7 separate regions of the Mus musculus genome follow, and all the other regions are linked to region 7. The links are chromatin loops, found by intact Hi-C in ENCODE. Cell type or tissue: heart. All regions are shown on one strand. Links, peaks and the distances in the headings refer to the core of each region. The heading gives the core; the rest is flanking DNA.

Region 1 (4,375 bases), core at 165-4,164, 110 kb before region 7:
GCTTCAACTAGCTGTATTATAAAGCAAAGTGAAATATAACCCCCAGTTAAGTTTGATGCACACTGCTAACCGAAGACCACCCACTCAGATCATAGCCACTTTAGGGACATTAGTGAAAATAAAAGAACGCAGTACTGACTTGCTGCGGCTTACCGTGACATTGTTTCCCATCAGGAAGCAGAACAAATCCTGTGGGGCATGTGCAGTGATAGGATCCAGGGGTGTTTTCACACCCAAGAGTACAGCCGTGATTCTGAGTGGCACATTCATTGACATCTGCACAAGGACAACAGCCACCCATGAGTACCCTTGAAAATGAATTGTGAGATCCCGAACTGACACACAGTAGGGCATCTCATGCTTGCTTCCACTGCAGATCGCCATGGGAGGGTTCTCTCTCCAACCCTCAGAGAGGGCGACAGAAATCAGTTCAGTGCTCACAGGAGTCCTTTCTATCAGCCCAGAGTTACCTAGAGACCACTTTCTCACAGTTTTAGACAGGATTTATCCTTTGCTAAAAAGTTAAGACAGGGACTGGAGAGATGGCTCAGCAGTTTAAGAACACTAACTGTTCCTCCAAAGGCCTGAGTTCAATTCCCAGAAACCACATGGTGGCTCACAACCATCTCTAATGGGATCTGATGCCCTCTTCTGGTGTGCCTGACACATACATAAAATAAATCTTAAAAAAAAAAAGTTAAGATGAAATCCTCTAGAAAGCTAGGAACTCCTTTTTGTGACTCTGAGAATTGATCTGAGGGTCTTATGTGTGTTAAGCAAGCACTCTATCATCTGTCACTGAGCTACCTGTCTCTCTCCCCCTTCTCTGTTGGAGAAAGGGTCTCCCTATGCCTCCACAGCTGGCTTGAACTCACTAGGAAGCCCAGGCTGCCCTTGAACTGCAGTCCTACCATTGAAGCTGGGGTTAGAATATTTTAGCCACTTTAGGATATTTCCTGTTTTGCTTTTGGTCTTTCCCCTCCTCAGGAGGGACACTTCTCAACAACTCTGCTCTGACTGACATGTCAGGCTTCAGTCCTCTGCTTCCTCAGCATCAGCTGACTGGGCATAAGCAAGGGACTGTTGAATGTGTATACCACTGCGCCTTCTAAAAAGCAAGTTACTTCTCCAGGGCTCCAGAGCTGATTACAGTGGACCAGGAATTTCCAAACAGGAGGAGGTCTAGATAAGCTGGATTCCGTTTCCTGGGGTTCTCTCTAGATCTCATGTGTGGTTAGATAAGTATGGAATACTCTCAAATCTGGTGAAAATTTAAGAAAAGAAATTGCTCATCCTGATATTTTGCACAGTCAAAATAAAAGAGAGAAGGGGAAGAGAGGGAGGGGGAGGGGGAAAGAGGGAGAAGGGAAGGAGGGAGGAAGGGAGAGAGAGAGAGGTGTTGACTGCCCACTCAGAAACCCAGAAACCAATGGCTCAGTTGAAGAGATGGCTCAGAGGTTAAAAAGCAATTGCTGCTCTTACAGAGGACCTGAGTTCGGTTCCTAGTACCCACACTGTGTGAGTATCCACATTGTGTGGCTCACATTCTTAATTACAAGTCCAGGGGATTCCATGCTCTCTTCTAGGCTCCACGGGCACCAGGCATGCACGTGATGCACAAACATGCATGCAGGCTCTCGTACAAACAATATAAAAAAAATAATAAATCTTTTAAAAAAACTAAAGAAAATCTTGGCCTGTTATCAGCCCCTCAGCAACTGCCTAATGGTTTGCATCTAGCAACAAAAGTCTACAAAACAAAAACAAAACTCGAGAGTATAATAGAAATTAAAACAGAAGAAAAAGTTCTCTTCTGGGGAAAGAAGGAAGGGAGGGAGGGAGCGAGCAAAGGAGGGAGAAGATTGAAGTCTGTTCTTCTTGGAGGCCCTGGACACCCCCCAGCCCCCACAATACAGGCCACAGACAGACACACGCACTTCTCTAGCGGACCTCCTGCCACTTGTCAAAAGGACAGCTTCTGGCGCATGCGCACATTACCTTCGCAGTACTTCCGGTCTCGGCTTAACGTGTAGCCCTCAGCGCATGCGCTCGAGTGGGACTTGGGGTCTCGCTCACAGAGACCGAAGCGGCATGGTCTTCCCCTCTGTTTGAGAAGTTCGGGGTCTAAAACAGAAGAGTGTTTACTTCAGAGCAAATGGAAATGCGGTTTGTTTTTTTTTTGACAGAGGGCCATGAGAGAACTCACTGATTACAGCGGAGCTGGGGGTGGGGCTAACCTCGCAGTGACGTCACAGCGGTGCCGCTACAGCCTCGCTCTGCTCCAATCAGGATCTCCCTCCCTCCCACCCAATAGTGGTCAAGCCTCTTATTTGCCTAATCGTAAGGCTCCTGCTGTCGCTCAGGGGCAGGGCAGGGCATCCTAATTAGCTGGAGATGGTATTTAGTTTGCAAAATGAGCATAGCTTATCAGAGCCTTCATTTTGCTTTACATTTATATATTAAAACTATGCATACTATATCTTTAAGAGTTTAAAAACCTCAAACCTAACAATGTGTTTTTCTTGACTGAAATACACCTCAGGTCTGATACTTGACTGGTTTTATGGTCATTATTTAAAGAAGCAGGTTTCATACTTCATACTATTGGCATATGCCTCACTTCTGAATATTGCATTTTACTGCTGCTGGCATCCAATGTGTCATGACATATCCCAGGGGAAGTGTAAAGTATACTCACTGAACCGGATGCTTGGGGCAAATTAGCCAGAGTTGGGTTAAGTCACGTTTAACTGAGTACTACTGTTACGTGTGCTTATTACCCATAAACTGAGGCTTAGGTTAAATTCACTGTGATGAATCGTGGCTTGTATGGTAATTTGACTTTTCAGACCCAAATGTCAAGAATGAACAACGGTATCATGCAACCTTTTCAAAAGGTTAACAAGAACTTTGTCCATCTTGCTCCCTCCAACATTTGACCAATTTTAATCGTAGACCCTTTGTAAAGAGCTTCAGAACTTCTGTAAAGTGCTTTAGAAGTACAGAAGTAAGCCTATGGGTGAGTGAATTTTTTTTTCCAGAATGCTAGAGACCTGGGAAGAGATGAAGGTAAAGACTGAAGATTGGGGGTGGGTGTGGAGACATGGACCTTTAACCCCAGCACGCTGGAGTCGGAAGCAAAGATAAGAGTGTGTCTAGCGAGACCCTATCTTTCAAAAAAAAAAAAAAATTCGGCATTGTCAAAAGATCAAATTTGAATGAATTTAGCTAAATGACTTCTTCGTCTTTTATTATCAATCCATAAATCGAGCAGCAGTGAATCTAAGCCTCCAGAGGTACTGTGCTGCGGGAGGCCCAACAACTGGCCTTAGTGGAAGGGGGAAATGGCAATGTGAAGAACAGCTTGGGTGGCATCAGGGACTCCCCTTGTCGGAGTTAAAACAGCGCGACTGCTGGGGAAATTGAACTGTGGGGGACTTGGCTATCTCTGGTCTCTCTCCTGATTGCTCAGGTTAGATAAACAATCGGTCACGTGGAACATCATTTACAGTTGGGTCTGTCCAGGATCTAGGGCAGGTTTGCACTCAGCCTAAGCCAGTGACCTCCTGTGCATTCATACATCTTTATTCAAAGACACATAGAAAAGGGAACCCCAGGTGTCTACCTATTACAGAATCTAGAGGGATTCTGATGCCACAGTATTCAAAATATACTTTTAGAAACTCTAGCCTAGTGTACCACATGTCAGTTGCAGGTAACTACTTTTAACTAATCTGTCTTATATTCTTAAATATTTCTAATTTATTCTTTCAAATAATTAAATGCACAATCTTGCCAACAAGCAATACAATTTCAACAACACTTATTGGATATGTTGAGTTGCAGTGGGTGCTATTTTGGAGATTAATTCTAAAATTTTGTTTATTCTCTGTGGTTTTATGTCAGTTATACACACATATTATTCATATTTCTGTGCTTCACTTAAGCTTTCAAAAATTAGGATACAAGCAAAATTAGGGGGCTGAGGGTGTAGATCGCTGGTGGCGTTCTTGCCTAACTTGCAGAAAGCCCTGGGCTTAATCCCCAGCACAGCACAACACTGGGCACAGCACACAGCAGTATACGCTTATAATCTGTACCCAGAAGGCAGAGGCAGAAGGAGAATAGTTGCAGTTCATCTTCAGCTATGTAGTAAGTTTAAAACCAGTCTGGGGTACAAGTCCTTGTCAAAAGGAAAGAGAGAGGGGGAGAAGGAGGAGGATTGTGAGGAGGAGGAAGAGGAGGAGGAAGAAGAAGAGGAGGAGGAGGAGGAAATTAACTGTCAAGCAAAGTTAAAAATAAAAGGCCTCTAATAAAAGTGAAGGAAGAAAATTAGAAATGTATAGTTATTGGCAACAAAATATAGTCATTCCAA
Region 2 (4,375 bases), core at 275-4,274, 74 kb after region 7:
ACTGACGATTAATGCTGTGTACAGTTTTGAGAACCAGAACAGAGGAGACCACACATTTCTAACCCTCCTATAGGCTATCTTAATCTCTGCTACAAAAGAGGCCAAGGCCGGAAAGTCTCAGGTTCAAGGTCAGCGTAGATAACACAGAACAGCTCTTGGGGAAATGCTGTGCCATATACGCTTTGAAGCTGCTTTGCTGTGAGCCAGGCTCTGAAGACTGCGGCAAAAGGAATGTGAATTTGAGGCCAGTCTGGGGTACGTTGCTTTTGAACCCTTGCTAAGGCAAGACTCTCTTGAGAAGCCTGCATCCGTGTTGTGCTGGGTAGTCTTATGTCAACTTGACACAAACTAAAGTCATCTGGGAAGAGGGAGCCTCAGTTAAGAAAGTGCCCAATAAGATCAGGCTGTAGGCAAGCCTGTAAGGCTTTCTCTTAGTTAGTGATCAGTGTGGGAGGGCCCAGCCCACTGTGGTTCGGCCATCACTGGGCTTGTGGTCCAGGGTTCTCTCTAAAAGAAAGCAGGCTGAGCAAGCCAGTAAACCATCTGCCTCCACGGCCTCTGCATCAGCTCCTGCCTCCAGATTTCGGCCTTGTTTGAGTTCCTGTCCTGACTTCCTTTCGCGATGAACATGGAAGCATAAGCCAAATAAATCCTTTCCTCCCCAACTCCTTTTTGGTCATGGTGTTTCATTACATCAATGAAATCCCCAATTAAGACAGATATCTTGGCTATCTATTGTAATTTCCCTACACATATATTAAGTATATATTAAAACTGTTGAGTGCTGGCAAGAGATCTTAGCAGGTAAAGGCACTTGCCACCAACCCTGGGACCTGGGACCGTATTATGGAAAGAGGAACCTGCTTCTGCAGGTTGTCACCTGACTTCCACAGAGCTGTGGCGTGTGTCTGCCAGCTCCCACACATACACAAATACATGTCAAAACTTTATTAAAAGACCCCAGCTTTACATTAAACAAACCCTTAGTGAGGGCGTGAATTTGACAGCCTTGAAACTGGATGTTATTTTTAATAGATCTTGAACAGTTACTTAGGCCCTGACTAGGCTGAGGGAGATGTGTGAGACAACCCACACTGAAGCTTCTCATTGGATAGGAAGAGCAGAGTTGGTCTTCAAGGCTTTCAAGGGACTTGGCAAGCTGTGGCTGGCATTCTTGCCACTTTGGCAGCTCTCAGGTGCCTTGCTACAAAGGCAGGTTGGCAGTCCCTTCCTGGATTCTGGCTCTGTAGGTCTCAGTAGCCACCATGACCCAGGAGTCAGCCTTCTAACACTCACTGGCAATTCTGAGGCAGACGGAGGAAACCTACTTAGCACCTATTGGACAAGGAAATGCCCGACTGGACTCTTCACTGAGAAATGGTGCTGCCTGGGTGAACTCTAGGCTAAAGGGGACTGAGCCGCCTCCCCACTCAGCCTCACCGCCAGGGTGGCTGTGGTTTTGCTCTATTGACATGAGGTTAGAACAAGTCTGTTTAAGGCGGGGGGCGGGGAATAATCGACTCCACGTCAAAGACCCCTGCCAAAGTTGTATCCTGTTAGCCTTCTTCTTTGTCCATAACTCTCACCTCCCTTTAATTTGGTAACTAACCAAAGGAGAACAGATTATTGAACCAATGACAGTACAGATGCCATCTGTTGAATGTGCCTCTTTCTTTTTTCTTTTTCTTTTTTAAGATTTATTTATTTTATGAATGTCAGTGCACTGTAGCTGTCTTCAGAAGGTGGCATTGGATCCCCCCTTACAGCTGGTTGTGAGCCACCATGTGGTTGCTGGGAATTGAACTCAGGAGTCAGTACTTTTAACCTCTGAGCCATCTCTCCAGCCCTGAATGTGTCTCTTTACATTTACTGGCATTGGGAGCTGGGCCAGGTGGTGAGTGCTTCCTGTCTGAGCTACTCCACATGCTGAGCCAGGAGGAACAAATGCATTGAGCCCATGACTGTGAGGCCTCCCTGAACGACACTGAGGTGATAATAAAGTTGTGCTGCTCTGTTGGACTTGTTACATCTCAGGTGCTCCGTAGCCACAGGTGGCTAGTGACCAACACACTGCGTTGTGTACATTGAGCAACTGGATCAACACAGAGAGGCCTGTCAGATAGCGCTCCCCAGAGTAGGGAAGGATGCAATGAAGGGTGGCTCAGAGGGCTGTGAGGTGTCAGTAGTGAGTCAGGGATCCCTTAACAGTGTCTTCATTGGAAATAGGTGACTCAGAAAACCAAAATCTGAGCCTTGCAATGCAGGCCTTGCCCTCTTCCAGTTAAGTAGATTTCATGTGCTGGAAACACTGTAAACCACAGAGTGGACTCAGTTCCCCTATATGATTCCGCTCCTGCTCTGTACACCAAAGCAACTGTGTTTCCCTCAAACTATAACCACAGAATTGTTTAACTCAAGGCACACGTGTTCGGATAAGAATGTCTCCATTTCTGCTTATCATTTATTATTTTGAAAGCCAGAGGAGCAGAATGTCGCTGTAGTTGATTTACTCATAGGATACCTCCCCCTTTTTCCCGTGAGTCTTAGAGGTCTGGGGTCTGAGGGGCGGAGCACCTTTGCTGCACTTTCGTTGAAAGTAAAATAAATGAGGAAGGTGTGGTGGCACACACCTTTAATCTCAGCCCTCAGGAGGCCAAGGCACGCGGTTTCTGTGAGTTAGAGGCCATCCAGGTTTACATAGAGAGTTCCAGACCATCCAGGGCTACATAATAAAATCTTGTCTCAAAAAAAAAAAAAAATGAAGTTAACAAACAACAACTTTGTTTTCCTAATAGGTGAAAGTAAAACATGACAGAAACCGATGGCTTCTACAAAAGGTAAAGATGTTCTTGTCTTGTAAAAAAGCCTTTCTGTTCTTGGTCACAACCATCTTACATAATGACATCTTATAAGGTTCAGTGATGTTTAGCATTTGGGGAGCTGAGATGTAGGTTTGGTTAGAGTGGTAATTCTCATCTGTGGGTAATGACCCCTGTGGGGTCAAAAGACTTTCACAGGAGTCAACTTTCTCAGGGGTCACCTAAGGCCTTTGGAAACCACAAATAGTTTCATTACAGCTCATAAGAGTAGCAAAATTACAGTTACAAAGTAGCAACAAATATAACTTGCCGGGTGGGTGGGGGTCGCCACAGCCAGGAACTGCATTAGGCCGTGGAGAACCTCCTCGGCAAAGGGCCTGGAGTGATTGTTGGGTTTTTTAACTCTTCATTAGTAGGGAAGTGTTCGATCCAGCCGAGCAGTACAAGATGGACCACAAGAGGAGAGGAGTTGCCCTCATCTTCAATCACGAGAGGTTCTTTTGGCACCTGACCCTCCCAGAGAGGCGGGGCACCAACGCAGACAGAGACAACCTGACTCGCAGGTAACTCTGGCATCATGATACACCTAAGTGCTAGCTAATCGTAATTTAGCATTGATGGTGGATTGAGAGCCTCCCTGGGACCCAGCATGTGCTTAGCATGCATGAGGCTAACACAAACAAACCTCTGGGTTTTCCTTGTCACTAAGGTCTGCAGTAGATGGTAAGAGTCATCATTGAATTGGCTCTTGTCACTGCTAAGCCCTTTCACAGGGCAGATGATCAAGGGAATTGCCATGGTCGGTTTTTTTTGTATGTCTTAAAAATAGGCATGGAATTCCTCAAGGAGGTAAGGGTCTCGGATAGCCCGGAAATACTCACAAGCTAATTCTGAGTTCATTGTGTCACCAGGTTTTCAGATCTAGGATTTGAAGTGAAATGCTTTAACGACCTCAGAGCAGAAGAACTCCTGCTCAAAATTCACGAGGGTAGGTAGCCTTGCTCTTTAAGGTCTCTGGTGGGATGGGTATTTGATGCTATCTGTCTGTAGATCTGATTACCTGGGTCTGTGATCTGTTGCAGCATCAAGCAGTAGGTTTTCTTATGATAATGCAATTTAGAGTCAGTCCTCCCTGCATGCTTTGAGCCTTCAGCAATAACGGCTTGTTATTGCTCTTTGCACTATCATTTTGTGCTTTCCTTTAATTAAATTGAAAATAGTTATAATTGAAACTGGCTGTTTACTAGGTTTCCTGCTTTTCTCATTAGCTTTGGAGGACATGGGGTCTCGGCTCTCCCGGAAGCTCTTGAGAGTCTGGTATGACACAGGGTGCAGCCACAGAGGCAGCTGTTGCATGGTTGCTTATAGGTTTTTGGTCTACTGTAGGGAAGTCTGCTTATTCAAAGAATATTTTAATGTATTACCAAAGTCACATGGATCTTTAAAAAATAATTCTGAAAATACCAAATAGTCACTGTATAAAGCAGGTTTCATAGTGACATTCATGTTCCAAGTGCATTGTGCATTTTTGACCATATTTACTCTTTATCATCTGT
Region 3 (4,375 bases), core at 208-4,207, 880 kb after region 7:
CACTGAGGCTGCTCTACATCCTGCAGTATCAAATATGCAGCTAAGATTCCATTCTCTATGGAAAATACAGAGGCACATTGTCTCATTAGTATGTGAATTTGCTTTCAGCTTTAAAAAATACCACAACAGGGGCTGGAGAGAAGGTTCAGAGGTTAAGAGTATTAACTGCTCTTTCAGAGGTCCTAAGTTCAACTCCCAGAAACCACATGGTAGCTCTGAACCATCTATGATGAAATCTAGTGTCCCCTTCTGAGTGGCAGGCATGCATGCATATGTACATGTATACATGATAAGAAAAAACTAGCATAAATTGTGTATCTAGCAAATTGTTGTTGTAAAGTAAGCTTACTAGTTACTTTTACTAGTAAAAGTTTGACCTTATACCTATTACATATGCCTATTTACCCAAGGTTGTGCAAAAATCTGTCAGGAAAAATGGGGACACATAGGAGGAAAAATGCCAGAAGTGCTGGTCTAAGTGAACAAAACACCTCACTAGTCTCCTGGTCCACGTTGGTCCACACTTTTTTTTTTTTTCTTTTCTAGTATGACCCTTCTAACCATTCAAACTCAGACTAACAGATCATTTCTCCAGGAAACATACTGGAATTAAATCAATGCTTCTAAACTCTACTGTGTAGCAGAAAGCAATTGTGCGGTAGTTAGCATGTCTCCACTACCTTCTATGGAGGGCAGAGTCATTATATTTTCTTTGCTGTTATCCCAGCACTGAGTTAACAGAAAGTCAGTGTCGCCTGTCCTTCCCAGCAACATTGCTTAGGTACAGGTACACTCAGTTTTTAGAAAGCTGTCCATTAGAATTTTCAGCTCTCCCAGCACCACGTCTGCCTGCACACGACTGCCATGCTTCTCGCCATGCTGAGAAGAAGCCATTCCAGAAGCCAAACGGTAAATGTACAAAATGCGCCCTTCCATTTTGACCCAGTGGTTGGGGCAGCGAAATTCCCCCCAAACCCCATTCTAAAACCACCAAAACTGTGGCCCAATAGAAAGCTGAGGCTTCTCACAAAAACTGTCTCCAAAGGAAGCAAAAGTCAAGAAACAAGCTGGCAAGAATGAACACTAAGTTCTTAAAGCCCAAGGCATTAGGTGTCATATTCACGATTCACTGTGCTGAGCAAAAGTGAATGTTAACGCCACACACACCAGGTAATGTCTTTTTTTTTTTTTTTCTTAAACAACAACAACAATGTTTAAAGTGGCCTTTAGCATTTCCGTTAATGTGCACTCCGTAGAATGCCAACTCTACAGTTAAATACTGTCTTCTACCTCTTCAAATATGCCAAGTAGCCTCAGAAAGCAGTTAAGCAATAGCAATATGTCTACACACACCCTAAAAAAAGTTGAACCACTTTTGCTAACCAAAAATCTTTTTAATTTTCTGAATTAAGTAGTACACTACTTCCTAAATTCCTGAAGCCCAGTCCTGGATACATCCTGGAACTGTCGCTCCAAAGGGTGCTCTAGAGCCTGCAGACGGACTGCCAACTCACCAATAGGCAAAGCCACACCCCTCTGCATTTTCCACTTAAGGGATTTGGTGACAGATATCTAAAAAGCACTGCTTCCCTTCTATTTTCTGAGTCCCATTTTCTGCCCTCTGAGATACACCATCTTTTTGCAAGCCTCAATTCCAATCTCACGTATTTCTCAAAAAAACCGTGGCTTCGGTAAGTTCCCTTCTCATTCCTGTGATTTGACATAAAGCAATCCAAGCCCCTGGGGTCTGAACTAACAAACTCAAAGGTTATCAGATCTCTTCCACGATTTCAGGGTCCTCACGATTAGTTTAATAAAAGTCCCACACTCTCTCGACCAACCAAGGAAACACAGTGATTCAAAAATGATGTTCCCAAGACCCTGGTCAAACAATGCACAGCAAGAAATAACAACTAGCTGGACTTGACAATTATATCCAACTCAGCGCTCGAAGGAAAAAGCGGGCAGAGAGGAGACCATCTCTTTCCAGTGAAAGGCGTGAGCCTACGGGGCCCGGCTCGGGGGCCACGCGCCTCCGGAGCGAGCAGCCTGCGCGCCCACCCGACCCATCACGGCCGAGTTACCTCCGGTAATGAGGAAGTAAGATACCACTACCAGGGCGTACACCGTCATAGCCGACGGCATGTGCACCCAGGGCGGTTTCTTCAGCTTCAGGTTGGGGCATTCGAGCACTAAGAATGGGACTCGGTACAGAGTCTCCATGTCCCCGGCGGTAGGGCCAGCCCTCTGGCCTCCAGCCTCCCGCACCGCCCGGAAACACGCCCGCCTACTGCGCATGCGTAAGCCGAGGACCACAGGTCTGTAGAAGTCAGAAGGAGACAAGATATTCACTGTAGAAAGAAAGAAATTGCACTAACCTGATAAATAATATACATATTTAAAAATAAATAATAATGGTCGTTTTTAGGCTTGAGTGTGGGTTAGAAGCTTTTTTCTTACTGAGAGATCATTGTTTATTATATACCTTCCAGGACCTGCAAGGCGTCCTACGTGGCCAAGCCACAGAAGCGGAGAGATTAGCATCCCCACTGCCCCGCCCACTTGCTGACGCCACCTACTTGAGAGCTGATTGGCTGCTGGAAACTCTTAAGTTCATAGAGCTGGAGGATGAATGAAAGTTTAGATGTGTGCTCCCTTTTAGTATTGGAGGTCTCCCCTCGGGGCTTTAAAAAGCTCTAATTCGCTGAGCTTTTTCTTCATGCTGTATAGCGACGCTAATTGGCAGTAATTGCCAAAGTAGTATGGGCTTTATAAAAAATAATAATAATAAATGAATAAAACCCACACAGTCCATGTCAACCACAAACTGTGACAGAACAAATATTACTTTAAACCATTTTCAGTCACGCCTGAGTTAGTAAAAATCACCCAGGCCAAAAATCTTGAAGTCATTCTGGTTTCTCACCTTAATTACCTGCTTAGTAGGGCGCCGGCTTCAGCACCATAAATACTAAAATTGGAACGGAAAATCCTGCCACCTGGCTACTTCAGGTGTCTTCCTGCCAAGGTATCAAATGTAAATAAGAAAGGACTTTACTAGCTAGAGACAGTAATCCTGATCAATCAAGGAAATAACGGGCTATTATAAAACAGCAAGGAGGGGGGAAATGTTTTTGGAATACAGAAGCTCCGCTGCAGTGCCTCTTATCGTTCCCGTATCCTATGATAAAAAGCTTAAGCAACATAACAAGCCAATGGGGGTAGAAATGTTAGTGGCTTGGACCATTCAGATTTTAAAATTTGAGCCACAGCAGGAGTTAAGGAACTAAAATCATCTACTGTTAGTTTTACTATAAGCAACAGAAATATGAAGTGTGAACTGGCGATGAATATATTTTTTTTCAAAAACATACAATATGGATATCATGTCAAGCTGTGTCATACCATGCTTGTATTTCATTAACTCACAAAGCTGGAGTACCGCCGGGCAGTGGTGGCACACACCTTTAATCCCAGCACTTGGGAGGCAGAGGCAGACAGATTTCTGAGTTTGAGGACAGCCTGGTCTACAGAGTGAGTTCCAGGACAGCTGAGGCTATACAGAGAAACCCTGTCTCAAAAAACCATTAAAAAAATAAATAAATAAAAAGCTGGAGTAACATTGCCCAGATCCTTCTCACTGCATAATTATTTTGGTTTTCTTTTTTTTCTCTCTCTCTCTTTTTTAAAAAGGTGCCAGGATCAAAATTAGTGCTACAAATATGCTAGGCTGAGTTAAAACTCTGAAACGTTTTTAATTAGAAGAAACATCATTAGTTTTAAGAGACAGTATTTTTTTTAAACTACGGTCATTATTTCTAAAACTTTAAAATACTAAATTGAAAATGGGTAGATTAAATAAATATCTGGTGAAGCATCAATATAGTGAGATACTGGGGAACCAGCACATGTGATGCCAAAGAAGTTCATTTTTCCTGAAATGGAGAGATGCTCAGGGCAGGTCTGAAATGAAGAATAGCGGGAGTGAAAAAGAGGCCCGTGGAGAACTGACTCATTCATGTGTGCATTTTTCAGGCATCGTGCACTGACGAAAGTCTAAAGGAACATAAAAACAAACGTGTGTGTGATAAAACTGTAGACTATGCCTTTTCCAAAATACTACCAATTACATACGAACAACGTTTGTATGTAATATGCATGTTCAATATGTTATATTCTATGTTCGAAAAGTTTAAAGAGTTCCCAGTTATAACATGGCAGTTACTTTCTACCAAAGAATACAGTGCTGTGTTCTCCAAGGATTAGCTGGTTATAGTACAGTATAGTATAGTATAGTATAGTATAGGTTATATAGGTCTGCTTGTATCCAAGAGATGGTGGATATTTGTTATGATCAGAAACTCGATGTCATAAG
Region 4 (4,375 bases), core at 154-4,153, 900 kb after region 7:
TGGCCTGTGCGCAGCACCACACTGGGCCTTGAATGTGTGCTTTAGGAAGGCAGTCTGAGAAGGCCAAGGAGAACAAGCCAGCAAGCAGCATTCCCCATGGCCTCTGCTTCAGCTCCTGCCCTGACTTCCCTCAGTGATGGGACTAGCACCTCCAAGTGCAAAATAACATCCACCCCAAGTCACCTCTGGTCACAGTTATCACAGTAATAGAAACTTAACAGACAACACCCAAGACAAGACCATCACTTAAATAGTTTCTGACTAACGTTATTTCTTGCACCAGGATCCAGGACATATTATTGAAATGTTTTATTCACTTTATTATTTTCCATAAAACCTAGCTACCAGCTGTGAACTGGAACGTGTGTGTGTGTTGTGTGTTAGTGTTAAAGACAAGGACACCATCTCTTTTTTTTTCGAGACGGGGTTTCTTTGTATAGTCTTGGCTGCTGGCTGTCCTGGAACTCACTTTGTAGACCAGGCTGGCCTCAAACTCAGAAATCCGCCTGCCTCTGCCTCCCCCCATCTTGTTAGGCCCAAATCTAGATTCTGTAGGGGATGAATCAAATATGCCAAGCAAATCCCCGTAGCTCAAAAGTCACCACCTTAAGGTCAAACACCAGAGCCTGGAAATCTTTTCCGTTTGCATCATTCAGGTTTGGCCTCAAATGCCAGCCCAGCTTCTACAACTGCATGACATTTCTCTGCTCTATGTTATGAGTCCAGATGGCCTGCATTAGAACATCTGCCCCGTGCCTGTATTAAGGTACTAGGCCTTCCTCCTTTTAGTGAACAACTACCACAAACAGGGCAGGCAGATTATTGTTGTCAAGACACAAAACAAAAAACCCACTTGGTCAGAGCATTCTGTAAAACTACCAAACAAACCAGAGTCCAGCCCGGCTTCTGAATTCTCCCCTTAGACACTGAGCACTGCACTGTACTAACTATGAGTATGAAACTGGAAGTGCTGGTTTCCCCCCTAAACAACCCCACCTAGCCAGAAAGTCCACCCAGAAGTTCTGAAATGTTATCTGGTGCTCTGCAAATAAGCCACAACCATCCTTGCACTCTTCCCAGATTCCAAAAGATTTAAACCACCAAACCCTCTCTAGGCCAGTAAGGCAAGGGCTTGCTGCCTAAAAGCATCTGTATATCCCAGACCTTCATCTTGTCAAGCCGGACCCTCAGTTTTGCTTCGAGTCACCTGGTTCTACCATCCAAGACTAAAGCCCTTCACAATCTTTTCTACCTTTGTCTGTCACCTCCTCAATCAGCCACCCAAACCAACACTGTTCCCTAACCCTCCAAGACCGTCTCCTCCCCAGCTGCCTACGAGCGATCAAACACTAACTCAGCATCTCTTTCCTGTCTGCTCTCTGTAAACCAAAGCTACTTTAAAGACACCCCCAAATTCTGACACAACAGGAGCACCTAGCAGGTGTCAAGGGGCGACTCCAAGCTCACATGCCGTGTGACAAACACCCAGCTTGCCTCGGCCCTCACTCACTCACCTGTCACGGACACACTTGGCACACATGGAGCCGCCATAGGCCCTGCTGACGTGCTTCTGTGTCTTAGACAGTCTCATAAGGACTTTGGGCCGCACAGCACGAACCTGTAGAACAAAGACCGTGATTACCTTAAGATGCTCAAGGAGAAAGACATTTATTTCCTAGTAACTGGGAACTGGGTTACAAAGGGAAGTCTGCTTTTACTGGGAAGCCATTTTGGTCATTTCTCACATTGGCTACTTCGGACTAGAGATATCAAGTCCGCCTACTGAGGGATTAAAACTCTATCAAAAGGACACTCACCCCTCGAAGTCTGCCTGGGCACACGCCACATGCAGATTTAGGTGCTTTCCCAACCTTCTTGGTGTAGAGGTAAACAATCCTGTTGCCAGGGGTTCGAGACCTAGGAAGGGAGATTGTAAGTAGCTCAGCATACTAGAGAAAGCGATTTGAAAGTTATTTCAAACTTGCAGATACTTACAGCCTAGTTTTGTTAGAGGCTGTGTTGTAGGAAAGCCTACGGCGGTATGTCAAACGCTGGACCATCCTGAGTGCCTACAATTTAGAGAGAACACAATCACCTTTCACCATAATAAAGGCCAAAGCGTCACCACATAAAATATCTTACATTCATATACACACTCATTCACACCGTGCTCTTACAAAGGCCCGGTTCTAAAGAATCCCACATTTAAACTAGAGATGAAGAGCTCCTGGGCTCTAAGACAGTATTCCCCCCTAATTTATACAGCTACCAGTAGGATGAAGACACCGAACTACCCCAGTGGCGGCAGCTGGTAAGGCGTCATGACAATCTAGGTCTTGTCCCAAAACAGCGTCCTGGAGAAGTCTTGTTTACTACTAGGGCCGGGTTTCGTGCTGTTTCAAATCCAACTTCGTTCGTTCCTTAGCAGACCAGCTACTAAAGGACTCTCCAGCCCGCAGCAGCGATGCTGCATTTTGGACTCCAGACCGTCAACGTGCCAGACAAACATTCTACCCGAGAGCTTCACACACAGGCGACTTCGTTTAAATCTCAAGCCCTGGGACGAATGGCTGGAGTTGATTAATAAGCGCTACAGGTGACCTGTCTTCCACACCTTCCCAACACCCACTTTACGTAAAAGGAGCCCAAACGCCAAGCGCGACCCGGACCAGTGCTAAGGACCCTGAGCCGCCACTGCTTGATTCGTATCTTCCTAACCAAGCCAGCCGCCGCCGCCGCGTCCCGCTCGCTGACTAGCCACCATGGCAGACAGCACCAGGGGAGCAGCCGGAGGCCGCGCTCCGCTCGCTCTGCGCTTCACGACCACGACTCGGTCTCTCGCTCGCCGTAGCCGACGGCCAGGGTGCGCGCAGCTCCGGCCACTCACCGCTTCGGAAGCCGGGTTTGATCTCGGGCTTCCCGAGTCTACGAGCCGAGGCCTCGGCCGGTACGCACCTCTCCTCGTCCCTCACCACCGACCCCAGCGACAGTCCCGACCCCAAGGGCGTCCCGCCCGCCTGACGCCTCGGATGGCTACGGATCGTAAACGGTAAAAAAACACAGAGCAGAAGAAGGCCACCATACCTCTGAGCACCGTCCCCGGAAGAGGAAAAGGAAGGGGCGGGTGAGTTCAGGGGTCAAGTGTGACGGCGCCGGACAGGAAGTACGTCAGGGAAGGCGGCGCGTCAGCGAGCGCGCCGCCATGTTGTACGGAAGCGGACGCGGGGAACCTGTGTGGATGGCGCCGCGTTGAGCGGCGGATGTGTAGTGCGGCTTCCGTAGGCGGGTGCGTTTTCTAGCCCCGGTAGGAACGTCACGTGAGAAGTTAGGTGTAGGGTCCCTGGTGGGAGCAAAAGCGAGTGACAGAGGAGGCGTCCCCACTTCCATAAGAGAAAACAAGGGCCACGATGCCTTTATCCTAGGGTAATTAGACCTGGTTTAAAATCTTTATGGCGTCCTGTACATAAGGTAGCCCGGGCCCTTCTGCTTCCCGGCCTCTTCTGTTTTTCAGCCAGAGCACACACTTTACAGACTTTTAACCAAGCATTTGCTAATTACTAGCTATCTCACTTTGGGCAAGTCCGCAAGTCTCTAAAAGGAAGATATTAAATACCCCTGTGGCGCTCTGATCAAAAGATCTCCCAAAGTTAAAGCACTTAACCTGCAAGTCTTACAGAGAGCAAGAACGCTATAAAGGGTGGTTAATTTATGATTGTGTGCAAACGACTATTTGAGACTTTGCCTGGATGGTAAAGTTTTGTCTGCAAGATGAAGAGGAGGACCAGAGGGAGTCAGCGACCTCCAAATGTCTATGTGAACGTTTACACTATGGGTCCTTGTTTTTCATCATGTTGTCAAAAGTAATGAACACCTTCCTTGGACTTGAAAGAAGAGCCCATTATCACTGCCATCTTTGTCAAGAAACTAGGTAAACCGCTCTGACTATATCCTTTCCTCGGGTCTCTCTCAAATAGCTGTCCGTATGCATGCGCCTGCGGTCTCTGTTCTTCCCACTGTGGAATCTCTCCAGTCTCTGTTTTAGGCGTTGGATAAAGGCTGGTGTAGAGAGACAAACCTAGTTTTGAATAAATGAATGAATACATTTCCTTATTCATTTTTAAATGAAGACATGCCAAGGCAAGATCATCAAATTAAGCCGGGCAGTGGTGGCGCACGCCTTTAATCCCAGCACTTGGGAGGCAGAGGCAGGCAGATTTCTGAGTTCAAGGCCAGCCAGCCTGGTCTACAGAGTGAGTTCCAGGACATCCAGGGCTACACAGAGAAACCCTGTCTCGAAAAAGCAAAAAAAAAAAAAAAAAAAAAAAAAAAAAAGCAAAAAAAAAAGAAAAAAAAAGTCATCAAATTAATGACCTAA
Region 5 (4,375 bases), core at 237-4,236, 300 kb before region 7:
ACCAGCCTGGTTTACAGAGCCAGTTCCAGGGCAACAAGGGCTACACAGAAAAATCATGTCTCGAAAAGCCAAAAGCACCTAAAAAACCCAAACCAAACAAACAAAAAAACCCAATCTTGAAAATCACAAACATTTAAAAAACAAACAAACAAACTAATAAGTGTTGATCAGTATCTTTTGTTGGATCTAAATATTATATTATTAGGTACCTTATTGTCTCTTACTTCCTTCTTCCTTTTAGGACTAGAAAATACCATCCTCCAGAAAAATAAGGAGTATTTGGGAATGGTTGCTGTGAGCTGGTAGCCCAGGGGGAGGATTAGCATTACATAAATCCCTCTCCTACATTAATCTTTTCTTCCTAATTTCACAAGAATAAGGCAGAACTAAAGTAAAGCAGATAGATAAAGTTTTGGTATTTAGATCAGTAGGCCTAATTCTGTATGCCAAATTCCCTTCCTTTGTTCATTAATATCCCCTCCTGGTAGCCAAACCCTCTACCTAACTTCTGCCTCCTAGTCAACCTTGACTTCCCAGGTCCTCATCCTCAGCATCCTGTCTGCACGTGGTCTTAGTTCCGAAGGCTACCTGGCCCTAAGGTCAAGGTAAATCCGCGCCCAAGCTGCCCGGTGGAGGTGGTCTCAGAGGGTGCTGCGGGATCGAGGTAGTGAGGAGACTAGATCGCAAGACGTGATCCTCACATTTATTTGCCTGGAGTTCTCATGCCAGAGAACCTGGCAGATTTTACTATTTCCCAATTGTTTACTCGCCAAGCTTTCAGGTCCACGCGCCTCAGGGCTGCGCCTCTCACTCTGAAACTTCATTCAAAGGCCAGGCAGGGAGGCCCAAGAGGTGGCGAATGGGCTTGAGTATGACCTCAAGGCCACTTCCTCCCTCTTGGCGCCCTTCCCTCCCCTCCCCCAGTCCACCAACCACCTTCTTGTAAACAAAACTATCCCCCAGGGCGATGGGAGGTCTTGCTCTTCTGCGCCCTCTCGCGCAAAGGGTTAATTTTCCCGATCGCACGAGGGGGAGGAGATTTCCCTGTAGACGAGTAAAAAGCGTGATGGACAAACGTGCGGGCACTAAGACCGCAAGGCATTCATTTCCTCCTACGGTGGATGCGGACGCTGGGAGGAGAGCCCCTGAGCTAGGAGCTGGGAGCAGAGGCGCAGGCAATGCTCAACCCTGGATGTAGCTGAGAGGCTGGGAGAGAGATCGGCCAGGAGACTGACGGCGGGGCAATACCTAGGGGGGTGGGAGGGGGAAGCAGACAGGAGAGCACTCAAAATAAAAGGCTCTTTACAGATTTTTTTATTTTGTATAGAGAACACGTAGCGACTCCGAAGATCAGCCCCAATGAACATGTCAGTGTTGACTTTACAAGAATATGAATTCGAAAAGCAGTTCAACGAGAACGAAGCCATCCAATGGATGCAGGAAAACTGGTAGGTGATGCTTTCGCGAGATACTATTCCCGGGAGTGCATTAATGTCGGTATTCCTGGTCTGAGCGTGAGCGGAGCGACGGATGGATTGCCGGCAGTAGCCAGCAGATCGCGGAGTTCCAGGGTCTCATGTCTGCAGGAGACTCTGAAGCTGCATGGAAGCGTGCGGTTTGGGGGGTGCTCTGTGTGAGCCGCGGCCACGCGGGCATCTTTGTGTAGATTATATAACATAGAACATATAATATGTGTACCTGTAATAATATACGGGAGACAGAGGCATGTTACAATCCAGCTATCCCACCTGTGTTGTCTCCCTGCTTTCGCTTAGATTTGGGGGTTCTGCTTGGCCTCCCGCAACTGGAGCGTGCAAGGCAGTGGAGGGAGGACCCGGTCTCCGCTCCCTTTAACCCTCTTCAGCCCGCCTCTCTCTGGTCCTTTCCCTCTCCCCATCCCTCGTGTCCTTCCTTTCTCCTTGTAGTTCTTCCACTTTACTGCCCTCCCTTGACTGCCGCCTCCAGCCGTAGATGCCCAGGGTCCAGGACCCCTTCCCCACTCAGATTACTTTCCGGTTTCATAAAGACATCGGGGAGGAGGGGACAATGAAAACTGCAATAAAAATGAATGAACCCGAGCAAGTGGAGCCACGCCATTATTAAGTTTCTGTGTAAAGGAAACGCCTTTTGGACACGCTTCTCCGCGTGGAGCAGCAGTTTAAGTACTGGAAGGCTCCTGCCAGGGCAGTCTCGGAGGTCTTTCCCCAGAACTTCGAATCCGGGAAAACATCTTGTTTACTGAGTTCCTCCGGTCAGTCTTCTGAAAAATCCCCGTGTGGGAGGCGATCCGGTGTCACCTTGCAGTATTTTAAGAAGGGAGCTCCCTCCTTCCCGTAGACCGTGCTGTGGTTGGAGATGTTTCCCTCCGGTTTAGTGCGAGCCCCCTCGATCTCCCCACCCCCACCCCACCCCCTCTGCGCCGCGGCCGGCCCTCGGGGGGCTTCCGGGCTCCGGGAGGTTCCGCTGCCGCGTGCGAGGGCGCTCGCGACCTGCCTTCCCTCCCTCCATTCATCAATGGGAAACCGGAGACGCCGGCGCTCCCGGGCTGGAGCGGGTGGTGGCAGCCGCCGGGGGTTCGCCTTCTCCAGCCCGATCCCGGGCTTGCTGCTCCCGCCCCTTCTCGCCCGCGGGGAGCGCGCCCACCCTTGGCCTTCAGCTTGCGAGCTGGGCCCTTGGGCGGTTTACGGCGGCGGCCGGGCGGAGCCGAGACTCCGGGGCGCGCGAGTTCGGGCCGCGGCATGGCGGCTGCCTGGAGGCCCTGAGCCCCAGAGCCAGCCTGGTGCGGTCGCCGGCGTGCTCCTGGACACCGAGGACGCGGGCCTGGGTCCCGAGCGCGATTACACCCCCGGGGAGTCTGGATCGCCCCGTAAGGGGGAGGCCATAGGGAGGCCCGAGCGCTGCAGGAAGCCCAGCCCCCTCGGGCTGGCGTTCGGGGGGTCCTAGCGGTGCACTTCCTCCCGTTAGGGGCTTGGGGGGGAGGGGGGGCTGTGACCCGAGCTCAACCTGCCAACCTAGGGCTCCGATCTTCTCTGAGACCATTTGTCACCGTCCCTTGCAGGGCTCTAGCCTGCCTTCCTGCCTTCCTCCTCCAGTAGCCCGCAGCTCGCGTCTCTAGCTTGCTGCATCCCGGTTGGGCCTGTCATTCCGGAGCAGGCATTCCTAGCCTCTGCAGGCGCATGGCACTCAGTCTGCCCTGCTGCTGCACCACCCTAGTGCATGCTGTTTGTTGCCCACCCCACCCCACCCCCTTTTCCTAAGGTACCCCAGGACCATTTCCCGCCTCTTTCTCCAGACACTCAGTTAAGTGACTTTCACTCTGTCAGAACTAGACAGGTCCTTGGTCCTCGTGGGACTGAAAATATCCCAAATCCATGAATTTCTTTTCCCTTGTTATTCTTTGGCCACTATTAACTCCTGAACAGTACTTATGTTCTTCCTGACAATGTATTTTCATTATCTTATTTTCCTTATTTCTTATTTTAAAGGTGGCTCCTAGCACATCGTGGGCTGATGTGATGAACCTTTTCTGGTCTTTTTTTTTTTTTTTTTCTGGTCTTGATTTTGCAAAGCATTTTGCAAAATCTTACTTTGTACAAGGCAGATGCTTACAAGGTCCAGCGATTAAAACGCTCATTTGACCGCCAACACAACCTGCTCATATCCGTGTCTGGATTCAGCATGCTTGGCTTGCGTTTTGAACGCTGTTCTAGTCACACTGTAGAATGGATGTTCTTCCCGTCTTTTGATCGTTGGCTTTATAGTTTTGGATAGCTTATTACAGTGGATAAGCTTATTACATCTCGTCCGTGCTGATCTTAGCCACTGTCCCTTTTCACTTCACGATTCTAGTTCTCTTGGAGCCTGATTTCAGAACTTTCCCACCCGCTCTCCGCAACCAAAATGTCTTGGTCGTAATGAAGGTTCTCTTCTCATGTCATTAGACAGGAATCCCATCATAAAGGCTTATATATACCCTCTTGCGAGGGGAGTTGAGGGGCTCCAGAACCATCAAGTCTCACCTTCACCTGTCCTTGTCACTTAGAATGGTTTGAAATAGCTTCTGGAAGAAATCAAGTATAGAAGCCTGTGTGCCCTGTCTTTTGAGAACCTATTTGTAACTGTTCTTTAAAATCTGCTAGACCTAGTCTAAACAAAGTTGCTAATTGTAACAAATCTCTAGTAAGCTGAGTTGCCAGGGCCTCTGACCACCGCTGGGGTCGAGGTGGGGGTTGGGGGAGCCAGGCACGGGTCCTTACATTACAGTAGTCTGTATATAGGAACTAGCCTCATTTAGGAGCACTTGGAATAAGGAGTTGGTAAGACCAGCCCTATAACGCTTTACCTTAGTTACCTCAGCATCCATTCACGGAATGGG
Region 6 (4,375 bases), core at 257-4,256, 2.0 Mb before region 7:
GCCTTAATAAGTACAGTGACATAAAATCAACGCAGACTTTTGTGAGTGCCCAGTTTTTCACTTAAACATGTACCCATTAACTGCCCAGATGCACACCTAAAGGAAAACAACTAACAGCGACTAAACTGAAAGGCAGTTTAATACCACATGCTTCCAGGAAGCTGCTAGAACTGTTAAGACTGATACCAAACGGTAAGTTTATGGGAAGATTCAAGTAAGGGAACTGTTGAAGCCTATGCTTATAGATGCCAAGAAACAGGACTGACACAGATCACATGGTCTTCGGCATCAGCATCCACAACCCCTAGGACTCACTCAAGGAGTCAGCCAAAGACAAAGTACAGACTCTCGATCAAGCACTACAACATATCTACAAGGATCACATGCCTCACGTGATCTCACCCTGCTAGCCTCTCCTATGCTGCCAAGCCTGGGCTGAGCCAGGAGAACCCGCAATTTTAATGAATAGTGTGTAATGAAGATATCATTTGTAAAATCACTGTTAAAAAAAAAAATACCCAAGGTTCTTACAGAACCCGGGTAATGTACTCCAAAGTCAAATACAAAAACATTGTCTACCGCAGAATTCAAAGCACTCCCTCCCAGAGTTTGACTGTTAAGCCTTCCAAGGAATGATAATAAAGTCAAAGATGTTGTAATGTCCAGTTCTTCCATGAGCCCCTTTCCATAGCTTCACAAACGAGTTCACTCACGAAGTACTTGGAATAACATGATTTTGGATCACAATGCACAACAGCTGTCAAAGTAAAGTACAGAAATCAGGAAAATCAAAATACCAAACTAAGTAGAAATGTTTTAAGTCCATCCCCTCCCATTCTAGGGACGCATAGAGTAACACCTTCACTACTTTGACACACTGCTTAATTAGTGAATCATTTTATAATGCACTCATGACCCAAAGATTCGAATTACAAATCACTTGGTTCCAGTTTGTGTGGGCTGAAAGCTTCCCAATACAAAGCTATTGGCTGAAAATTGGGCACCATGCTTAAGAAAGTTCAAAACAGATATGTTCTTTAGTTAGATTGGCTGGCTTAGATTTTTTGATTCTAGGTTTTAATTCCCGAAAAATGCTTAGGAATAATAAAATCAACATCAATGCTATGTGCCCCCGGGTTTTTTGTTTTGTTTTGTTTTTTCACTATTCTAGGAAATAAAGGTACAACAGTAATCACACAATTTTGCTATTGGATAGAAAAATCTGAAGCATATCCCACTTTCCTCACAAGAGACGTGCTGCTCGGTGACATTTTGGTTAGATTATCGAGCATAAGGGTAGCAATCACAGCATGGTATTCCTCTCCAAAATTCTAAGTTATTGCTATGAAAGGATTCGCATACAGCCGCACCAGTCGCTTCAATGGCCAGTGTGCACTGCGATCCTGCAGCTCTTTACCTAAGAGTTCACCAGAGCCTGGAGCAGAAGTGACTTCTATTTAAAATGCACCTGGGGCATCAACCTTGGGGCCAGATTTTCACCTGTTCTGTCAAGGCCCAAAAGGAAGACCAAACACAGAGACAGAAGCTTTGGCGTTAAGTCAAAGCAGGGTGTGTCCAGGAGGCAGTGCCGGGTGCTTACAGGAGATCGTACCTCCCGAGGTAAGTCCTCAGGGACAGGGAGCCTGCACGGGGGCGGCGGGCACCACCACCACCGCCGATCCCCGGCCGCGCATCCCGGGCATCCCGGGCCTGCGCTGCCGCTTACCCTCCGCCCGCTCGCTGCAGCCGACCCGCTTCCCGGCGGAGCAGCCCGAAGCATTGCGTCCAGCAGCAGTTCCCCATCGCATGCCGCCCGGAGCCGCCGCTCCTCCTCCTGCCCCGAGCGCGAGCCCAGGCGGAGCAGCTGCATCCGCGCCGGCCGGAGCTCGGCAGACGGCGACGCCGGGAACAAAGGCCGCCGCTAGGCCCGCGGGCTCCGGGCTACCGCGGCGCGAGGGACGAGCGCAGGGCCGTGGGGTCCCGGGTCTCCAGCCGTCCGCATGGCCCGCTCGCCACCCGCCCGGCCGCCCGCGCCCGTCACCGCCCCGGCAGCCGCGGGAGGCCCGCGCCGCCACGCCCCCTGCCGCTCCCGGGCTCCCATTGGACACGTTTCTGGCGGCTACCGCTTCCGGCGGCTGGCGCGGGCGTCATTTCCGCTGGATTCCGGCTTGGCTGGCAGCGCCGGGCAGGAGGCGCTGTTCTCGGTTGTAGGTGCTGTGTGCTGAACCTGATCCTAGACGGGGATCTGCTCTCTCTCTCTCTCTCTCTCTCTACGCCACTTCTGGCGCCTTCGTCGCCCGCTGTCAAGCAGTGGGGATCATGCAGCGCATGCTCGAGCGCAAGCTTAGCCTTCGAACTTTGTACCTAGAGCGCACGAGCCTCCCCTTCTGCAGCAGCGGGTCGGAAGTCACCCAACGAGTGCGCTCCAGGATGGCACCAGAGCTAGAGGCAGAGAGGAGGGACTCACTGCCGTTACTTAGAACACACTAAGAGGCTTTTTGTTTTATTTTGTTTTGTTTTGTTTTAATTCTTAAAATATTCTCGTTTGCGGAGCAGCTTATTCTCGTTATACTGCCAGCGGACTGGAGAGACACTGTGCACTCCTAGGCGGATTTTCTTTTATTAAAAACGAAAAGTTCCAGCTTGGGCATGTAGCTCGGTTGGTAGAAGTGTGGTGGAAAAATCTGCAGTCAACAGCACTTGAGAGATGGAAGCAGAGTCATAAATTCAAAGTCAACCTCAGATACACATTAAGTTGGAGGTCAGTCCGGACTGTGTGAGACCCTGTATTTTTATTTTTTATTTTTTAAATTAAAAGTAATTTCAGGTGGAGAAGAGGAGAACCAGAAGAAGTCAGCAAAAGGTCTTGGGTTTTCGGGAGAACAAGCCATTTCTAATTCAAATATAATATTCTAATTCCAAGTTAAGAAGAGCAAGGCTGGGGTAAAGGTCCATGTTCTCAAATGCCACCCTAAAAACCCCCTTTCAGACACCAGGTAGCTTTAAAAGCAGAAGGCAGAAGTATGCCTGGGAGTTGGAGGCCGGCCTGATCTACAGAGCCAGATCCTGGCCAGCCATGTCTATGTAATGAAACCCTGTCTAACCCAACTGGATCCAAGGCATAGTTGTTTCACAAATGCCCAGTTCTGTGGATAACATGCTCCACTGATACCATATATTACAATTTTAACCCACTTTAGTGTGAGTGAAATGGTGACATTGAAAAAAAAAAAAGAAAAGAAAACAGTACTACTAGGAAAACATTCTTTCAACTACTCATTTTGTTGGTTCTTAGCATCAAGGCCAGCCATGATTTCAGTCTTAGCACTTAGTGAACTTGACTCTTTGGTATTCAAGTGGACAAGCCCCACTGCTCATTGGATGCCAGTGAAATGGCTTAATGGTTTCCTAAATTGTCACTGCATTTTCCTCCTCTCTTCCAGTACCTGAAATCAATAATAATAATGTAGCCTTGGAAATGGAACTATAAGTGCGTAAGGAAGCTGGTGCACACAGCCTGTAGATACTACCCAGTGTTGATGAACATGCCTTGAGTGAATGAGTCTGCAGAAACTGATGCTAAACTAAAGTCTGTAAAGCTTACATATTGCACAACTACACTTACAGGAACGTTTTAAAAAGGCAAAGTGATACAAATGACAAGCACAGCAAAGGGCTCCCAGGGGATAAGAAGTGGATCCATGGTAGAAAGTCTGTATTTGGGCTCTATGGATATCATCATGCCCGAGTTTGTGGTACTGTCCTGTGGCTTTGTCAGACACTACTATTGAGGGAAAGTAATGTAAGATATAATGGTGATAATAATAAATAATACATTATCTTACTTCTTTTAAAAAGGTCTGTGTGTGTGTGTGTGTGTGTGTGTGTGTGTGTGTGTGTGCACTCGCCCACACGAGCATGCATACAGATGCCCATAGAGGCCAGAAAAAAGGCATTGGATCAACACAGGCTGGAATTGGTTATAAGTCACCAGATGTAGGTAGTAGGGACCCAGCTCATGTCCCCTGACCCATCTCTCCAGCCCCTCTGTATTATTTCTTGAAACTTCATGTGACACCTTGATAATTGCTCATTTAAGCTTAAGAAATGGGCTGGACATGATGGTGCATGCCTTTAACTCCAGCAGTCAGGAGGCAGAACCAGGCAGACCTCTGAGATTTTTAGGTCTGCGGATTCCTAGAATTCCGGGTCATCCAGAGTTACATTGTGAAACACTGTCTCAAAACAAACAAACAAAACAAAAAACAAAACAAAACAAACAAAAACCCCCAAAGCTTAAGGAATTACAGCTGCAGACTTGACAGGGCACTTCTCATGGGTGCTCTCAGAAACCTCTGTGAAAAACAAATACTAT
Region 7 (4,375 bases), core at 222-4,221:
CACTTCACTTCACGAACTGGAGGAGCTGTGAGTGTCTCAAGGAAGACACACACCACCCCCTCTGAATCCAAAATCTTAATTTAAGTATGACTCACCTTCTGTAGCTTTTTAAAGGAAGATGCCTTCATGTTTTCTGACAACTTAACTGAAAAATACTATTAATTAAATTAAGGAAAAAGACACTAAGAATGCCTAGCTATAAGAAATTTCCAAGTAGAAATGGCATTTTCTTTAAAATAATTAAAACAAAACCAAAAACCCAAGAGACAGAAGAGCCAATACAATCTGGTGGCACGTATTCAAATGGCCACCACTCCCAGAACCCAGAGGACAGCCATCTCTCCTTGGCGCATCATTTTTAAATATGGACGGATGCGCTCCCTACAGATCCTCCTCCGTGAGACTCGTCTGTAGCTTTGCTATCTCACTGAATGAAACAGTGAGTTTGCTTTGATATTTCTGGCTGGGGAGGAAGGGACACGATAATTCTTAACAAGATTGCTGACTCACCCAATCAGAAAGGATACAAAATCTCTAAGCTGTCCAAATATCTCATCCACTTTCCCGACTTGCTCTTTGTTTTCTAAGTAAACAGGGGCGTTGAAGTAGGGCACCTTGTTCTCCTCGGTGGTACATTTACACACGATGTCATCTTCACAGGGATGCATGAATTCTCCTAACACTGAAACAGCACAGAACAGACACGAGGCCACTGCAAACACTGACCAACTCGGGAATCCAGTGGGCTTTGCCACTTGTCTTTCCCCATATCTGATCCCCTCTATGGCAGAGCTCAGCTGTCAACACTGTAGTCCCAAGTTAGCATGCCACTACCAGGGGACCTAAAAGAGACTCCCCTTCTGTCTGTACACTGTAAAATGAGGCCAGTCACATCTAACTGCAGCCACACCTGATGCTAAAGCAACAGGAACAACAAACTAGGTGCTTACAATGGTGCTCACTCGCTGTCCACCAGTTACCCTGTCATGGCTGTTACAGCTGCATTCAATGCTACGTTCCATTGACTCTTCTTCCTCCCCAGCCTCAAATGTGAACCACTCTGGCTTTATTGATCCCTCCCTCCTTTCTCAGAACTCATCACCACTACCACTTCTTCACCAGTGATTATCCCTTCCTGGGAAGTGTGCAAACACAAGGCACCTCTGTTTCTGTAACCCAGGATTAATACCATTCGCCTACAAAACTAACTCCCCAACCTTAGCAACAACTAGAACCTTTTCTTCTCACTATCAGCCAAGTTCTACTTATATTTCTTTTGAAATCCCTTCTCCATCCGTGTGTCCAATGCACAGACTTCAGGCAGCATGGAACCCAGGGAACTATGAATGTGGCCCTACACAAGATAGTACACACACTTATTTACAACATGATTTTGCAGGGTGCAAGGGAATGAGTGTTCAAACTAGGCTGCATGGTTATGGAGTGTGAATTCTGTAGGTATTTTCTGGTAACTGAAAATATGAGCTACGAAAACTAAAAACTTGGCTTTGTGTTTCAACTATATCACTAAGGAATCATACTTAATCCTAAAAAGTGTTCTGCCCTTTAGAAGGAGCCAGGTACTCAATGTTGTCTAAGTCTCATCTTTTCAGTCCCAACTCAAGTTCACCTCCACACTGCATTTCGGTTCTCATGATCAGTCCCTTATACGTGTCAGGGCACTCAAGCGACTTGCCTTTCGGAGTCTTATCAACAAACGCACTAATAACTTAAACCGGATTCTATTCCCAATGCAAAGGAGGTTAAGCTCAGAAGACGACTTACAGACGACACGTTCTGGAGGCCCTTGATCTTGAAATTTATTAAAGCCTCCACGACCGCCCCCTCGTCCAAATCCTCCTCGGCCGCCGCCCCTGAAACTGCCGCCGCCGCCGCCGCCTCCGCCCCTGAAACTGCCGCCGCCGCCTCCGCCGCCCCCTCGGAAGTGGTTGTTGCTGCCGCCGCCACGGTTGAAGCCTCCGCCTCCACCACCGCGATTAAAGCCTCCGCGACCTCCGCCTCGGAAAGACATGCTCTCTCCGGCCTGGCGAAATAGACGGGCCGCTCCTCCCGGTCACCGCGGGTCGATCATTTATCTAAGTCCCCTCCGCCTCGCTCAGGCCACCAAGAAGGGGACAGCAGTAAACGCCGCCCTGCCACTCGCCCACACAGCCAAGTGGCGAGCGCAGAGAGAGCGGTGTCTTCGCCCCAGCCCCACGACCCGTGGCTCGCCACCGCATCCCATGCCTCTCCACCGCATCCCGCCCCGCGGGTGCCCTCACCCTCGCTCGCCCTCCGCCGCACTCACCGCGCCACGTGCGTCTCCAGCCTAGCCCGGCGCGCGCGCGCGGAGGGACACTTCCGGCGCGCTCAAACCTCCTCGGCCACCGTAGCCGTCCAATGTTACCAGACTAGAAATTGGAAGGGCTGGTTTGCAGGAAGGGCCCGTCACTACCGGACGCAGCGGTCCCAACGCCTTACCGAGTAGAGCACACAGCACCGGAAGAGAAACAATAGCGTCCAGCGTGACCCCCCCCCGCCCCCACCTCATCCACGCAAGGGCCACCGCGCTAGAGGTGGCGGAAGTGACGCAAAATCGCAGCGCCCTCCGTACGCGACGTTTCCGGAAGTGTGGCGGCGCGTTGCCCTTGGAAACGGAGTTGTTTGAGTCCTTCCGTGCTAACAGCTGGTGAGGCGTGTCGTCGCTGAAGCGTGCTGGCTGCAGTTGGTGCTACTCGCCGGGCTCTGTCACTTCTTGGGTTGCGAGAAGGTCCCGACCTGACTCTGCTCCACGGAGTGTTGGCCACTCAAGCGGTGCTCAGCCCAGGACGTCGGAACCTGTCACCGCCAACGGAGTTGCCTCTGTGTGTGTGTGTGTCCTGTTATTATTAAATACGAAAGGGTGTGTGTCGAAGTTGCCTGTGTGTCCGTGTTCTGTTATTATTAAATAGGAAAGGGTGTGTGTTTGTGTGTGAGATGACAGAAAGGCAACCATTTTTAAATATGGTCTCAATGTCTTCATCAAGTACGTTTTGAACTCCGAGAGACTATGCACCCATCTATAGATGACACCTCACCTCCCGTCTCCTTAACACTCTCATCTCCGACATCGGTTTCCTTACATCACTAAAACTTCACTCATCACAAAAGAAGTGACCTCTAGTTCTTAAATTTGGTTGACTTCTTTTGTATCTGTATTGTCTGAAACATCTCTTGGCATTTGACAATATCACCTTTTATTTGAAAGAAAGTAGAGACTGATCCGCATATCAGAGGATTATTGTGAATAGATTTTTGAAAGATCTTTGTAAAAGATATAGAAACATTAATAATTCCAGTATGCCAGTTACTCTAAACTGTAAACTTCTTGAAAAAGTACACACCAGTTCCAAATATTTTTAAAAATTGGGCAAATGTACTTTAAATTTAGATGTTATAACCATATATATCCAATTATATATTATATTTATAATATAATATATGTAATATAGAACATACAATTATAAAATACTGAATTATAATATATGTAATAATTACATATGTAATTTTACATGCATACACACCATATATATATATGTATACACACACACACACACACACACACATATAATCAGCACTATCCCTACCTCTATTCTAGGCTTGTGGCAATCTCTAATCAAACCTGATGGGTTTCTGTTGATTCCTGTGAAGTACCTTTGTACTGTCATAGCTGAGTTCAGCCTTTTGACACTGCTACCCTTTTTCATTGCCACTCCAAATCACTCAATATAGTCTAAGAATTCAGATGCTCAAACATCACAACAGGCAACATCTCCCATTCTGGGCCCCAGACTAAATAAATGCTTGTTGACTTAACTTCTTCCGTCTGTGCTGCATTTGATGATATAGTGAATCTAATACCATTGCTGTTTTGTATAGTCTCATACTCAGCTCCCCCATAGCCCTGCACTTTCCCTTAGCAGTGTGTCTAAAGCCGTTTACATGATTAGTAATCAGTATGTGCACTTACCATCCCTCTGCCCCATCAGGCTAGAATTGCTGCCTTGTTTTCTTTGTCTTTGTTAGACTCTTCCTCTCTCCTGAAATAGCTCCATTTTCCATCCACTAGAATAGCCCCATATTCTGACCATGGAGGAATGCTCTAAATAATTTTACTATTTACACAGCCCCTGCATAAAATTTACATACACACATATACATGCATGAATGTACACACTAGAACAATAAACTTTATATCACACAATAGTTGCGAAAGTTTTTTTAACTATGGCAAAATATACATAATATAAATCGTCATTATTCTTAAATTATTCCCTGCTATTAAGTTCATTCACACGGCTGTGCAATACAGTGCCCTTTTGAATAGAGAGTGATG

What was found. Peaks named below come from ENCODE experiments on the same cell type or tissue, not always from the same donor. Only the 100,000 strongest peaks of a DNase experiment are listed, where the experiment ranks them.
Region 1: it touches region 7 in a loop (4-fold over the local background); 6 of 42 quality-filtered maps call a loop at or near these places.
Region 2: it touches region 7 in a loop (5-fold over the local background); 5 of 42 quality-filtered maps call a loop at or near these places.
Region 3: it touches region 7 in a loop (4-fold over the local background); 8 of 42 quality-filtered maps call a loop at or near these places.
Region 4: it touches region 7 in a loop (15-fold over the local background); 3 of 42 quality-filtered maps call a loop at or near these places.
Region 5: it touches region 7 in a loop (2.3-fold over the local background); 4 of 42 quality-filtered maps call a loop at or near these places.
Region 6: a loop joins it to region 7, with 8 times the contacts of the local background. A loop is called at or near these places in 2 of 42 quality-filtered maps.

Annotation. Positions count from the first base shown.
Region 1 is chr3:129,723,117-129,727,491 of GRCm38, forward strand. Egf (epidermal growth factor) reads right to left here. Exons shown (of 24, transcript NM_010113.4): 6 at 1,999-2,124; 7 at 154-276. Among named protein-coding and RNA genes, the nearest start is that of 6330410L21Rik, 28 kb to the right of the region's middle. In heart, for the core only: no CTCF peak of the experiment used is centred there; a DNase peak (open chromatin) is centred at 2,035; H3K4me3 peaks cover 1,307 bases; H3K27ac peaks cover 1,819 bases.
Region 2 is chr3:129,902,671-129,907,045 of GRCm38, forward strand. It overlaps Casp6 (caspase 6), which reads left to right. Exons shown (of 7, transcript NM_009811.4): 2 at 2,796-2,837; 3 at 3,233-3,382; 4 at 3,731-3,807. The coding sequence starts at 2,809. It overlaps Gm40150 (a long non-coding RNA gene), which reads left to right and starts at 3,815. Exons shown (of 2, transcript XR_867638.1): 1 at 3,815-4,375. In heart, for the core only: no CTCF peak of the experiment used is centred there; no DNase peak of the experiment used is centred there; H3K4me3 peaks cover 343 bases; H3K27ac peaks cover 267 bases.
Region 3 is chr3:130,707,153-130,711,527 of GRCm38, forward strand. It overlaps Ostc (oligosaccharyltransferase complex subunit (non-catalytic)), which reads right to left and starts at 2,292. Exons shown (of 4, transcript NM_025509.3): 1 at 2,085-2,292. The coding sequence starts at 2,223. In heart, for the core only: no CTCF peak of the experiment used is centred there; DNase peaks (open chromatin) are centred at 2,259 and 2,559; H3K4me3 peaks cover 2,642 bases; H3K27ac peaks cover 2,073 bases.
Region 4 is chr3:130,727,234-130,731,608 of GRCm38, forward strand. It overlaps Rpl34 (ribosomal protein L34), which reads right to left and starts at 3,165. Exons shown (of 5, transcript NM_001005859.3): 1 at 3,085-3,165; 2 at 1,996-2,069; 3 at 1,818-1,917; 4 at 1,515-1,618. The coding sequence starts at 2,060. In heart, for the core only: a CTCF peak has its summit at 2,291; a DNase peak (open chromatin) is centred at 3,188; H3K4me3 peaks cover 2,890 bases; H3K27ac peaks cover 1,773 bases.
Region 5 is chr3:129,531,321-129,535,695 of GRCm38, forward strand. Elovl6 (ELOVL family member 6, elongation of long chain fatty acids (yeast)) reads left to right here and starts at 1,066. Exons shown (of 5, transcript NM_130450.2): 1 at 1,066-1,175; 2 at 1,328-1,448. The coding sequence starts at 1,360. It overlaps Gm35986 (predicted gene, 35986), which reads right to left and starts at 1,068. Exons shown (of 3, transcript NR_153368.1): 1 at 937-1,068. In heart, for the core only: a CTCF peak has its summit at 2,484; DNase peaks (open chromatin) are centred at 1,041 and 2,581; H3K4me3 peaks cover 3,703 bases; H3K27ac peaks cover 3,835 bases.
Region 6 is chr3:127,835,423-127,839,797 of GRCm38, forward strand. It overlaps Ap1ar (adaptor-related protein complex 1 associated regulatory protein), which reads right to left and starts at 2,101. Exons shown (of 10, transcript NM_145964.3): 1 at 1,727-2,101. The coding sequence starts at 1,803. It overlaps Gm43653 (a long non-coding RNA gene), which reads left to right and starts at 2,075. Exons shown (of 2, transcript XR_003954551.1): 1 at 2,075-2,761; 2 at 3,444-4,375. In heart, for the core only: a CTCF peak has its summit at 2,195; a DNase peak (open chromatin) is centred at 2,139; H3K4me3 peaks cover 2,468 bases; H3K27ac peaks cover 1,942 bases.
Region 7 is chr3:129,828,810-129,833,184 of GRCm38, forward strand. It overlaps Gar1 (GAR1 ribonucleoprotein), which reads right to left and starts at 2,587. Exons shown (of 7, transcript NM_026578.3): 1 at 2,309-2,587; 2 at 1,786-2,044; 3 at 528-682; 4 at 96-155. The coding sequence starts at 2,032. In heart, for the core only: no CTCF peak of the experiment used is centred there; a DNase peak (open chromatin) is centred at 2,502; H3K4me3 peaks cover 2,684 bases; H3K27ac peaks cover 2,002 bases.